Linked DNA regions of Homo sapiens: region 1 is linked to region 2. A link is a contact called in ENCODE Hi-C or POLR2A ChIA-PET data. All regions are on one chromosome and are shown on one strand. Each heading gives the region's core, a stretch centred on a gene start or an enhancer-like site at or near the end of the contact. The rest is flanking DNA. Distances are from core to core; before and after follow the strand shown.

Region 1 (6,586 bases), core at 1,552-4,051, 180 kb after region 2:
TAAGATTAAAGCCATATAAAAAATTTACAGCAGAACCTGGAAGTTCTTTCTTGACCCTAACCTCCTTTACTCCTTTGCCCAGAGGCAACCATATATTTGTATGTATTTCCAATTCTTCATGCTTTTACACAAATATGTACTCACATTAAAAAAAATATATATAAACATATTATTCTATGACTTTTTTTTTCTTTAATTCATAGAGTTCTTAATCAGGTCTAGTGAACTCAGGACAAGAGACACAACTTGGATATAAATACCTTTAAGCCTCTGTTTTCTTCATGTGTAAAATGAGGGTAATGTTTTAGTGTTATTACAAGGTTTAAATGAGACTACATGTGGACACCTTAGCCTGGTAACTAAGTCACGGTAGCTGCTATTATTAATAAACAAGGCTAACATGCTTCTATATGATCCTCCTGTACCTAAGAAATAAACTTATAGCAATAGAGCACAATCAGCCAGCCATTTAATTTTAGAGAATAACATCTTCATGTGGCCTAGTAAAAATGACTGTTACCAAATAATAGGCTTTTTATGATGAATGAATGAGTCAGATGTTTTCTCTGTAGTTTTTAGAATCATTGAGATACCAAATTCTTAGCTGTTTTATGGAAGAACTTTATAAAGTAGAGTTTACTGAAGTTGGGTGACTAGAAAAGCCTATAAAGTTAAAAAGGAGAAAACGTGTTGGTTCTCCTAATTAATGTAAATTAAAACAAGGAGACTGCCCACAAGAGCTAAATAGTAAATTTCGGTCAAAAATAATGATAGTATTTCTTTTTTCAATTGGTAGTAAAACATTGGAAATAATTATTCCAAATGAAAAGACAGGTTGATAACAGTTTTCAAAAGGATCAGGATAATAGAGATTCATATTGGGTGACGGTATGGTTTTAGAACTGTCTTCCCTATTCTTCCTAAATGAAGTGGGCCATTTCTTCTCACTATATGTATATTCTTGTCTGGCCCTGAGACAGAACACTGGATTAGAAGCACTATAGGTTGACTAAATATGGCAGTTCTTAAATCTATATGATGATAGTTTGCATTATTTTATTGTTAACTTACCATTTGCATTTTTATAAACAGCTTTATTGAGATAATTCACATACTATACAATTCACTTGGTTAAAATATACAATTCAGTGGTTTTTAAAGTATATTCAGAATTGTGCAACCATCACAGTACTAAGTTTTAGAACATTTTAATCACTTCCTCCAAAAAAAAAGAAAACTCCATTTCCCCTCAACTCTTCCAGTTGTGTGGATAACCACTAACCTACTATGTCTCTAGATTTGCCTATTCTGGACATTTTATATAAGTGGAACCATATAATATGTGATCTCTTGTGACTGGCTTTTTTCACTCAGTGTAATGTTTTTAATGTTCATCCATGTTATAGCATGGATCAGCACTTCATTTTTATGGTTGAGTAATTAATATTTGATTGTATGGAGATACCATTGTGTTTATTCATCAGTTGATTGACATTTGTGTTGTTTCCCGTTTTGGGTTATTATGAATAATGCTGCTATAAACGTTCATTTATAAGGTTTTATATTAACATATACTTGAATTTCTCTTGAGCAGATAGTAAAGAGTGAAATTGCTGGGTTATATGGTAATTCTGTTGAACCTTTTAAGGAACTGCAAACCTGTTTTTCAAGGTGACTACCATTTTACATTCTCTACAGCAGCGAATGAGGGTTCCAATTTCTTTACATCTTCATCTGCGCTAATAAGGTTAAGCATAATGTTAGCTGTGGGGTTTTCCTAGATGCCCTTTATCCAACTGAAGATGTTCCTTTTTCCTAGTTGGTTGAATTTTTTTTTTTTTTTAAATGAAAGGGTGTTGGACTTCGGTGCTTTTTCTGTGTCTATGGAGATAATCGTATGGGCTTTGTACTGTATGGGGTGTACTACACTAATTTTTGGATGCTAAACCTTGGATTCCTGGGATAAATCCCATGTGGCCATGGGAAATAATCCTTTTTAGTTGCTGGATTTGGTTTGTTTGTATTTTGGTGAGGATTTTTGTGTTTGTATTAATAAGGAATATTCTTCTTTTAAAATATTTATGTATTCATTTATTAGAGACAGTCTTGCTCTGTCATCTTGGCTGGAGTGCAGAGGCACAATCATGGCTCACTGTAACCTCAAACTCCTGAGCTCAAGCAGTTCTCCCACCTCTGTCTCCCAAGTAGCTAAGACTATGGGTGCGTATCATCGTGCCTGGCTAATTTTTTTAAAAAATTGTGTAGAGATGTGGTCTTGCTGTGTTGCCCAAGCTGGTCTTGTTCTAACCTCAAGTGATCCTCCTGCCTTGGCCTCCTGAAGAGCTAGGATTACAGTCATGAGCTACCATGCCTGGCCAAGATACTGTCCTTTAGTTTCCTTGTGATGTTTCTATCTGGCATTGGTGTTAGGTTAATACTGGCCTCATAGAATTCCTCTTATATTTTTTGGAAGAATTTGTGAATAATTGATGTCAATTATTTAAGTGTTTTATAGAACTCATCAGTGAAGTGATCTGGGCCTGGGCTTTTCATTGTGGAAAGTTTGTTAAATTACTAATTCAGTCTCCTTTCTTGTTATAGGTCTATTCAGATTTTCCGTTGTTTTTTTTTTTTTTTTCTTGAGTCAGTTTCTGATATGGTTTGGCTCTGTATCCCCCCACCCAAGTCTCACTTTGAAATGTAATAATCTTCATGTGTCAGTGGCGGGGCCAGCTGGAGGTAATTGAATCATGGGGGCCGTTTCCTCCATACTGTTCTCATGATAGTGAATAAGTCTCAGAGATCTGATGGTTTGATAAGGGGAAACTGTTTTGCTTGGTTGGTTCTCATTCTCTGTCTGCCACCATTGATGTAAGACATGACTTGCTCCTCCTTGCCTTCTGCCACGATTCTGAGGCCTCCCCAGCCACATAGAACTGTGAGTACAGTTAAACCCAGTCTTGGATATGTCTTTATCAGCAGCATGAAAACTGACTAATACAGTTTCTATAGTTCGTGTCTTTCTAGGAATTTCTTTCCATTTTATCTAGATCATCTACTCTCTTGCTATACAGTTTCTTGAAGTTTGCCCATTATAATATTGATACTGTTGCTTACTGTTTTCTCTTTGTTCCTTTAAAGAAAAAAATTTTTATGCTTTGGGGGTCATTTAACATTTCTCTTTTTATCCATTGGCTTAACAAGTATCTTCTTTTCTCCTTCTTCTTTTTGAGACAGAGTCACACTCTGTCACCCAGGCCAGAGTGCACTGGTGCAAATCTCAGCTGACTGCAACCTCTGCCTCCCGGGTTCAAGTGACCTTCCCACCGCAGCCTCTTGAGTAGCCCTCCACCATGCCCAGCTAATTTTTGTATGCGTTTGTAGAGACAGGGTTTCACCATGTTGTCCAGGCTGGTCTTGAATTCCTGAGCTCAGGTGATCTGCCCTTCCTGGCCTCCCAAAGTGTTGGGATTACAGACGTGAGCCACCACTCCTGACCATGTATCTTATTTTTAATTTTTTTTAGTGGTTGCTCTTGTGCTTATAATATACATTTTAAATTAATCTGCCTTCAAATAATATTCTACCCTTCAAGATTAGTATAAGGACCTTGTAACAGTATATTCTTAATTCCTTTATTCCATCTGTTGTGCTACTTGTCATGTATTTTTCTGAAGTATAGGAACCAGAGAAATTATAAGGCAGAGGAGTAGGAAACACATACTTTCCTGTATTACGCAATAAGGAGCTTGATAATTGGAAAGGGAAAGGGAAATGAATATATGAGAAATTCAGAAAGAATATAATCAGAATTCTTAATGAAATTTGAAACCTCAGGTGATCCACCCACCTTGGCCTCCCAAAGTGCTGGGATTACAGGCATGAGCCACTGCGCCCAGCTGAAATCTCAAATTGAAGTTGAATGATCAATTTGGGATAACTTAAATTTCTTTGTGGCTATAGACAGATCTATTTCAAGAAGTCTCCCTACCTAACCATTTTTCCTGCCCCTAAAAAACAAAACCAGAAAGTTCTGAGAATCATCCTAGACTTCTCTTCCTCCTTTATATCTTCATTTTCCATTTCTAATCAGCCACCTTGTCATCTTGATTCTCCCTCATCTGTACCAATATATCAACCAAAAATGATCTTCCTAAGTCTAATTACACTTCTCTCTGTTCCACACCAATGCAAGCATGATCAATCTTATGAAGATGCAAATCTGATCACATCTTTTAAAATTTTCGGTGGTGCCCTATTCTCCACAGTATAAATTTTAATCTCCTTATTGTTATGTGAAGTTCTCAAGATTTTAGTGTTTATCCAATCTTCTCTCCTACCATCTCTTCTAAAATTATATAAACAATTCCCAGACTTTATTTTAAGTTACTATACATATGCTGATTTTCATTTCCACACCCACGTTCTTCTTTTTGCATTCCTATTAAATTCATATTCATGAAAATAAATAAATGTTTCTTTAAAGAATCCTCTCAGAAATTAATCTCTTTTTTGTCTCCTTGTTGTACTTATACGCTCTTCTCATAATGATTGTGTCATTCTTACTGTGATTACTGTGTTCTTTAAGGCTGTAGCTATAATTGTTGGATGGATATTGTGTTCAATAAAGATTGGCAGAATTTAGCTAGAGTTTAGTAACATTTTTATGATTACCTTCTATATAAGAGAAACATCAGATTAGTGGTTTTGAATCAGTATTGTAATGTAAAATTTCTTTATACCAATAAATTTAAGTTTTATAAAAAGGTAGATTTTGGGGGAATGTTAGATTTTCAAATGATCGTAATAATACAGCAGCAATCCTAATGATAGTATGCAAATTATCGGCGTTCAGTTGGTGTCAATTTCAACTTTAGGTATTCTACCTATGCCATACTTTTATTTATTATTGCATCAAATGCAGACAGGTTCTACTCTCTACTTTGTAAGATGACCATAATACTCTCACTCTCTTAAAATCACTATCTGGCCAGGCGGCTGTGGCTCACACCTGTAATCCCAGCACTTTCGGAGGCCGAGGCAGGTGGATCACTGGAGGTCAAGAGTTCGAGACGAGCCTGGCCAACACCGTGAAACCCCCATCTTTACTGAAAATACAAAAAAATTAGCCGGGCATGGTGGCGGGCGCCTGTAATCTCAGCTACTCAGGAGGCTGAGACAGGATAATCGCTTGAACCCGGGAAGTGGAGGTTGCAGTGAGCCGAGATCGCACCACTGCACTCCAGCCTGGGTGACAGAGTGAGACTCTGTCTCAAAAAAAAAAAAAAAAAATCACTGTCTAACCTCTATTCTATGTATTTTACATTGTGAAGATGAGTAATATTAATATCTGCCTTCTGTCTTTTAAAAATGTCTAAAAGTGAAAATCAATTGTGTCTGGCTGACATTTCTCTAAGGTAACTAGTTATGGATAGAGCTCCTTTTTATACTTCCTTGTTCTGCTTCCTGGTTTTCCTGTCATTTCAAATTGCCTTGGTTTTTTTCTTATTGCATTTTCTTTTTTTTTTTGTTTTTGAGACGGAGTCTGGCTCTGTCGCCCAGGCTGGAGTGCAGTGGCCCGATCTCGGCTCACTGCAACCTCCGCCTCCCGGGTTCACGCCATTCTCCCACCTCAGCCTCCTGAATAGCTGGGACTACAGGCACCCTCCACCACGCCCGGCTAATTTTTTATATTTTTTAGTAGAGACGGAGTTTCACTGTGTTAGCCAGGATGGTCTCGATCTCCTGACCTCGTGATCTGCCCGCCTCGGCCTCCCAAAGTGCTGGGATGACAGGCGTGAGCCACCAAGCCCAGCCTTACTATTGCATTTTCAAAGTTTTCATTTTCCCATCCAGTATATCGAGTCTTCTGCCTTCCTAGGGAATTCTTCAGACTTTTCTATCCTGCTGATCTGAACTTACTGCTTTCTGAGTATGCTGCACAACTGTCTTTTTTTTCCTTTAATTGTGTTCCTCTTTTTAATAAATTATTTAAAAATCTATGAATACATATTTAAGTGTCTTGCTAGTAAGAAAATATGCATGTATAATAAACTTTGCCTCCACATATGAACATACTTTTCCTTTTTAAAAAAATCTGGTTTTGTTTAGGATTCTGTTTATTTCATTTTCCTCCTTGACACTCGTGGTATTTCTCCCCATCTCCTAGATATTTTTTTGGTTTTGGAAACTTCTCTTAATTTTTACTTTTTCTCTACCATCTATTGTACGGGGATGTTAAATAGACCCTTGTAAATATGTTTTTCTGTTTTGGGAAGTGTTCTAATTCTTGGATAATTTTCACTCCTTCATTTTTCCCTATTCTCTTTTTTGGGGGGGCATATATTTATATGTTGGAATTCTTGTAACAACCTTCCCCCCGTCCCCAACTACTTGCCTGATATTTTAGGTTGACATTATTTTGCAAGCTTTCATTGAATTTCTGTTTTGGTGAGCATGTCTTTTTTGAGACAGAGTCTTGCTCTGTTGCCCAGGCTGGAGTGCAGTGGCGCAATTTCAGCTTACAGCAGCCTCAACCTCCTGGGCTCAAGCAATCCTCCCACCTCACCTCCTGAGTAGCTGAGAC
Region 2 (6,237 bases), core at 2,182-4,681:
TACCAAATTCAGTTCTGCAATCTGTCCCAAGAACTTCCTTTTCTGTGCCCTAAGTTACGATAGAGGAAGAGGCACATCAACCCCAGGCCTGCCTGCCTTTCTTTCTTTCCTTCTTTTCTTTCCTCCTTTTCTTTCTTTTTCTTTCCCTCTTTCTTTCTTTCTTTTTCTTTCTTTCTTTCTTTCTCTCTCTCTCTTTCTTTCTTTCTTTCTCTCTCTCTTTCTTTCTCTTCCTTCCTTCCTTTCTTTCTCTCTCTCTCTCTTTCTTTCTTTTCTTCTTTCTTTCTTCCTTCTTTCTTTTTGTCTTGCTCTGTCACCCAGGCTGGAGTGCAGTGGCACGATCTTGGCTCATTACAACCACCACCTCCTGGGTTTACGCAATTCTCCTGCTTCAGCCTCCTGCATAGCTCAGATTGCAAGGGCACACCACCACACCCAGCTAATTTTTGTATTTTTAGTAGAGACAGGGTTTCACCATGTTGGCCAGGCTGGTCTCGAACTCCTGACCTCAAGTGATCTGCCTGCCTCAGCCTCCCAAAGTTGGGATTATAGGCATGAGCCACTGTGCCCGGCTCCCAGGGCTTTCTTGAAGTGGCATAAAAGTAAGAAAGGATTTTAGAAATCATTTAGTCTAAACTCCTCCTGGTTACACCTTTGGAAGCATTTCCCTGTAGATATTCTTCCCATACCCACCATACCTCTTTCTTGGCAATAAATAACCTGCTAGAAGTCAGAAGAGAGAAAAACTTCCATGAGTTTCCAGGAAGCGAGGCCATTATTACTTGTTGTAGGAGGTTGCCCCCCAATATCTATTTGACCTTCTTGCAGGATAGTAGAATATTTGACGGGATGCATGACCACTTAGCTAAAGTCAGCATTTCCCAATCCGTCTTGCAGCAGCAGGGCTGTATGACCAAGGTCTGGCTAATGAGAACTTAGCAAGAAGAATTGTGGCCCTAAAAGGAAGGCACCTGTCTTCTCTATCCCCTCCCTCCCTTTTTCCCAGGCTGGAATGTGGAGATTGTGGTGAGCATCTTCAATCATGTGTATAAGGTACATATCCCAGGAGCAGAGCAACAAGCTAGAAGGAGCTTGGGTCCCAAACACCGTGGAGCTACTGTATTATCCCTGGACTGTCTGCACGCAGACTATTACACACAGGCGAGAAATAAACTTCCATTTTGGTCTAAGCTGTTATTATTTGGCGTCTTGCGTCAGTGAAACCTGCATCCTAACACAACACTCTGTGGGGTGTCGGGGCAGTCGCAACCTCCCGTTCTCTGAGAAACCCCCAATTCCACACACCTAGGAGGTAGCCTGGTGACATTATATCCGGTCCAGGAATATCTGGCTCAGGCTGGGTAGAGTAGGGGCGGGAGTCCTGTCCAAGCAGGGCCAATCAGATTTTCCCTTCCATTAATCTGGAACTGAGATTCACTGTTGCTATTCAACCTCCACGGACTACATGAACCAAGATGCACCAGGAGAAGCAAAAATGAGAGGCCAGGCAGCCCCAGAAAAGCAGAGGGAAGGAGCTGTCTGGGTTGGTAGGGCTCGAGGTTCTGGCCCAGGCACTTGGATGACCTCCCTGATCTCCCTGTTGTGTGGTTCTTGGGAGAGATCCTGACACTTTATGATAAACTCCCTCTTTTGGTCTCAGATGCTTTAGGTTCCTTTCTGTCACCCGTAACCCAAAGTGCCTGAGTCTCTTCTGATCCTTGTAAAGATCTGTGTATCCTCAAAACCAGAGGACCCATGTGTCTGCAGCACACCCTTGGCACACCGGGTCCTCTCCGTCACTGCAATCATAGAAGGTCCTGAGGTGAACTAGGTAGATAGACAGATTGATCGCCTGATCGGCTGATTGGTGAATCAATCCATGGGTCTTCCAAGGGATGCTAAACAGGCCTCATGGAATCACAGAATCAGGGTGAAAGGGACAAAAGGCATCAGGCAAGGTGTGACCAGAAAGGCTTAGTGACATGTCCAAAGCGTGCAATTCAGTGGCAGAGTTTCAACTGGACCCCAGCCCAGCACTCCCAGGTTCACTCCTCCTCCCCTGCCATCCCTGGCTGGCCCAATCTGGGGGTGCTCTGACACACTAGGAATAGTTTCCCCATGCTAATGAGCAAAATCCCTGTGACAGCTATGTCAAATCAAGCATATCTGCGGCTCCTAAGAAAAATGAAAATGTATCCTTTTCTCCTTTTTCTGGGTCTTTCTCTATAATTCTAAATCTCATCACGCATTTTAAATAATAAATGGGCTGGGGGCGGTGGCTCATGCCTATAATCCCAGCACTTTTGTAGGCTGAGGCAGGTGGATCACCTGAGGTCAGGAGTTCAAGACTAGCCTAGCCAATATGGTGAAACCCCATCTCTACTAAAAGTACAAAAAATTAGCTGGGCATAGTGGCAGGCACCTGTAATCCCAGCTACTTGGGAGGCTGAGGCAGGAGAATTGCTTGAACTTAGGAGGCAGAGGTTGCAGTGAGCCAAGATTGCGACATTACACTCCAGACTAGGAGACAGAACGAGACTCTGTCTCAAAAATAAATAAATAGGCCGGGCGCGGTGGCTCACGCCTGTAATCCCAGCACTTTGGGAGGCTGAGGCGGGCAGATCACGAGGTCAGGAGATCAAGACCATCCTGGCTAATACGGTGAAACCCCGTCTCTACTAAAAATTCAAAAAATTAGCCGGGCGTGGTGGCGGGCGCCTGTAGTCCCAGCTACTCAGGAGGCTGAGGCAGGAGAATGGCGTGAACCCAGGAGATGGAGCTTGCAGTGAGCCGAGATCGCGCCACTGCACTCCAGCCCGGGTGACAGAGTGAGACTTTGTCTCAAAAAATAATAATAATAAATTAAATAAATAAATTAATTAATTAATTAAAAATGGCCTTTCTTCTCTGGAAGGAGCAATGATGGTACCTCCACCATGTGCCAGGCCCCACACTGGCATTTTCTTTCCAGGTGCTATTCATTTAAGCCCTTCCAGAAGCCACAGGCATGTGGGGTGGAGAAAGGCCAAGCAGCTTGTCCATAGCACGTGGCTAGTAAGAACAGTCTCTTACACGATGTCCTACTGCCTCCTAAAGAAGACCATCCTTAGCGATGGTTGCTGCCTTGACTTTCCAGCCTTCTCCACAGGCACCTGCTCAGCTTGGTTTGGGTCCATGGGTATTGGGAAGTTACTAATCCCACTGTGGTTTATACCTCATGACTTCTTGCATTCGGCTGAATATTCTAGACTGCATGAGGGAGAGGACTGTGTGTAGGTCCAGGGACTTGGTCTTGGGAGAACATAAGTCTGGGTCGTTGGGTGGTGGCAGAACAAAATGTTTGGAGATGGAATCTAGATGATCATCTGTGCGTGAGCTTCATGCCCAGGGGACATGGTGGGGTGGGGGTGGCGGTGTGCCTGTGTGCCCACGGGGGGCTCAGCAGATGGCACTCTTCCCTCACAGTCCTGCCGGGCCTGGCTCCCTCCCTCTGTCTTCTTCCCCTTGCATTCCCTACTTGCCTCTCTACATGTCTTCCTCCTCCATGCCTAGACGTTCTTTAGTACCTGTGCTCTAAGAGGATTCCTGCTTCCCTCTTATCCAGAGAAGTCACTTAGTTAGCTCATTTTTTTTTCCTCCAAAGAAGGGAACAAAGGCTTGACACCTCAGGGCTCGGCCTGCCTGTTTTTTGAGCTGTGTTTGCACCCAGAGCTGAGTGTCTGTCTAGCTCAGGTTCCCAGAGGCCTAGGGGCAAGACCATGTCTTCACACGTCGGGCAGCGTGCATTGTCAGCGCTCTATGAAAAACAAATAGCAGTTATGCAAAGACAAGGAAGCTGCTGGCTCATGGAGGCTGTGGTCCCGAGCTCAAAAGATGCAGGCTTGAGGTCTTAACTGCTTCCATTTAGCGCACAAGCCCACGTCCCTGACACCAGCCACAGGAGGATTCTGCACTCCCATGGTCTCTCTGAAGAGTCGGGAGAGCGGTTTGTGTGAATGTGTAAGGTAGGGGAGGACTCTCTGATTTCATTATGGATTATAGAAATAATAACCTACAGTCATCTTTCAGCTCTGATAAATGAGTGACTCTCAAAGGAGATATGCACGCCCCATTAGGAAGCTACATCCAAATCTCAGCAATCAGGGTGCTAAATGAGAACACCTTATATTTACCAAGAGGAGCATGATTTTTTTAAATGACTGACAGCTTTTCCAAAGGCTAGATCTCCTTCTCGTTCTTTTCTCTACTAAGAAACTCTGGCTCATGCCTGTAATCCCAGCACTTTGGGAGGCCGAGGCAGGTGGATCACCTGAGGTCAGGAGTTCAAGACCAGCCTGACCAACACAGAGAAATCCCGTCTCTACCAAAAATAAAAAATTAGCCGGGCGTAGTGGCGCATGCCTGTAATCCCAACTACTTGGGAGGCTGAGGCAGGAGAATTGCTTGAACCTGGGAGCCGGAGGTTGCAGTGAGCCGAGATCACACCATTGCACTCTAGCCCCGGGCGACAAGAGCGAAACTCCATCTTAAAAAAAAAGAAACTCTGCTCACCCTTCAAAGCCCAGCTCCACTGCCACAGCCCTTGGGAAGCCTTCCTCAGCTCCTATCGGCTAAATTTATCCCTCTTTCTCAGTTCTCCCAAAGCATTTGCTTCACTCCACTAGTACAGCACGTACCATGGGCTATTAGAGGGCTATGTGTGGGACTGTCATCCTGTGGGCTGCATGCATCCCAAGCACAGGAAATGTGCCTCACACGACTTCACATGCCCTTTTCAGGGTCATCTGACAAGCAAGGGAAAATCCTACAATTGGCAGAGCAGTTGTGTTGATGTAGGAAGTGTCTGAGAGGAAAGGGCTGAAAGGAAAAGTGAGGCACACTCTCGGAGAGCTAGAATATCATTCCAGGGGGTTTTAGCTAGGGTGAGGGGCTGCAGAAAGCAGTACTTGTAATGGGCCAGAGGTATAGTAGTTAGAGAAAGCTGATAAGAATTTGTTGCGGTAAAGGAAGTTCTCAGGAAGGTAAAGGACTGGTTCAAGGAAACTTCTGAGTATAAAAAAACCAGGACTGCATTGCCATTTCAACGGGTTGCCTGGACTAGATTTTGAAGCAAAGTCCTATAGTCAGGAAAACTCCAGGAGCTGACTTGGACTTCTCCAAGAACAGAGGCTGGAGGAGGAAAGAAGGAAGCAAAGGCCATGGTAATGACCTTACCATTGGGATAAACTGTGTCAAGCTGCACTGAGTAACCAGGTTGTGTCCTGTAAGTTACTAATCCCACCATGGTTTATACCTCATGACTTCTTGCATTCTGCTGAATATTCTAGACTGCCTGAGAGAGAGGACTGTGTGTAGGTCCAGGGGTTTGGTCTTGGGAGAACATAAGACTGGGTCGTTGGGTGGTGGCAGAACAAAATGTTTGGAGATGGAATCTAGACGATCATCTGTGCGTGAGCTTCATTACAGTGAAGAGTGGGACTGCTCTGGTCCCAGGGTAATGACGGTGACAGTGCTGCAGGTTGCAGGAAACCCACCCCATTCCCCCTCCAAATAGGAAAGAGGCCACGATGCCAAGAAAAGGGACTTCTTGACTACAAAATGGGCCTAGCTACCAACTTATAAATTAGAAGCAAGACTTCTGAGTGGTGTCAGGAAACTGCTAGTGTTCTCCTCTCTTGTACCTTTAAGATTTATCCAAAATGAGACACCTTTCTACACAATAGCATCTGATGTGACCTAAGTGTGGAGACAAGAATCCCTAGTTGAACCAATGAAGGATCAAAAGACGCTAAAAGCTTACCTTGGCATCTCAGGCACTTGGAAAGCTAGCATTGCCTCCAGTTCTTTAAAAAAAGTGTGCTCAGCCGGGCGCAGTGGCTCATGCCTGTAATCCCAGCACTTTGGGAGGCCAAGGTTGGCGGATCACCTGAGGTCAAGAGTTCAAGACCAGCCTGGCCAACATGGTGAAACCCCGTCTCTACTAAAAATACAAAAATTAGCCAGACGTGGTGGCGCACACCTGTAATCCCTGCTACTCGGGAGGCTGAGGCAGGAGAATCGCTGGAACCTGGGAGGCGGAGGTTGCAGTGAGCTGATCACTCCATTGCACTCCAGCCTGGGCGACAAAGCAAGACTCCATCTCAAAAACAAAAAAGTGTGTTCACCCCCTGTTCTTGCCCTAGGTCCCTAATCTAAGCGAAGTTGTTGTAGTAAAGCCTGGGATGCGCTAAGAGGACAACA

What was found. Hi-C counts contacts between places; a loop is a spot of excess contacts on that map. ChIA-PET counts read pairs that join two places held with the same protein, here RNA polymerase II (POLR2A). Pooled maps may share reads with other maps.
Region 1: a loop to region 2 is called in a pooled map, with 2.0 times the contacts of the local background. The contact joins two enhancer-like sites. A Hi-C loop is called at or near these places in 5 of 50 pooled maps. POLR2A ChIA-PET finds 5 or more read pairs at or near these places in 7 of 52 experiments (GM12878, T-cell, WTC11 and 4 more).

Annotation. Positions count from the first base shown.
Region 1 is chr12:792,675-799,260 of GRCh38, forward strand. All of the region lies in intron 1 of WNK1 (WNK lysine deficient protein kinase 1), which reads left to right. Among named protein-coding and RNA genes, the nearest start is that of WNK1, 43 kb to the left of the region's middle. Within about 2 kb of position 2,802, at least 3 of the 41 ENCODE cell types and tissues checked have a DNase peak (open chromatin) inside an H3K27ac peak, as active enhancers do.
Region 2 is chr12:611,065-617,301 of GRCh38, forward strand. All of the region lies in intron 1 of NINJ2 (ninjurin 2), which reads right to left. Among named protein-coding and RNA genes, the nearest start is that of NINJ2-AS1, 17 kb to the right of the region's middle. Within about 2 kb of position 3,432, at least 10 of the 41 ENCODE cell types and tissues checked have a DNase peak (open chromatin) inside an H3K27ac peak, as active enhancers do.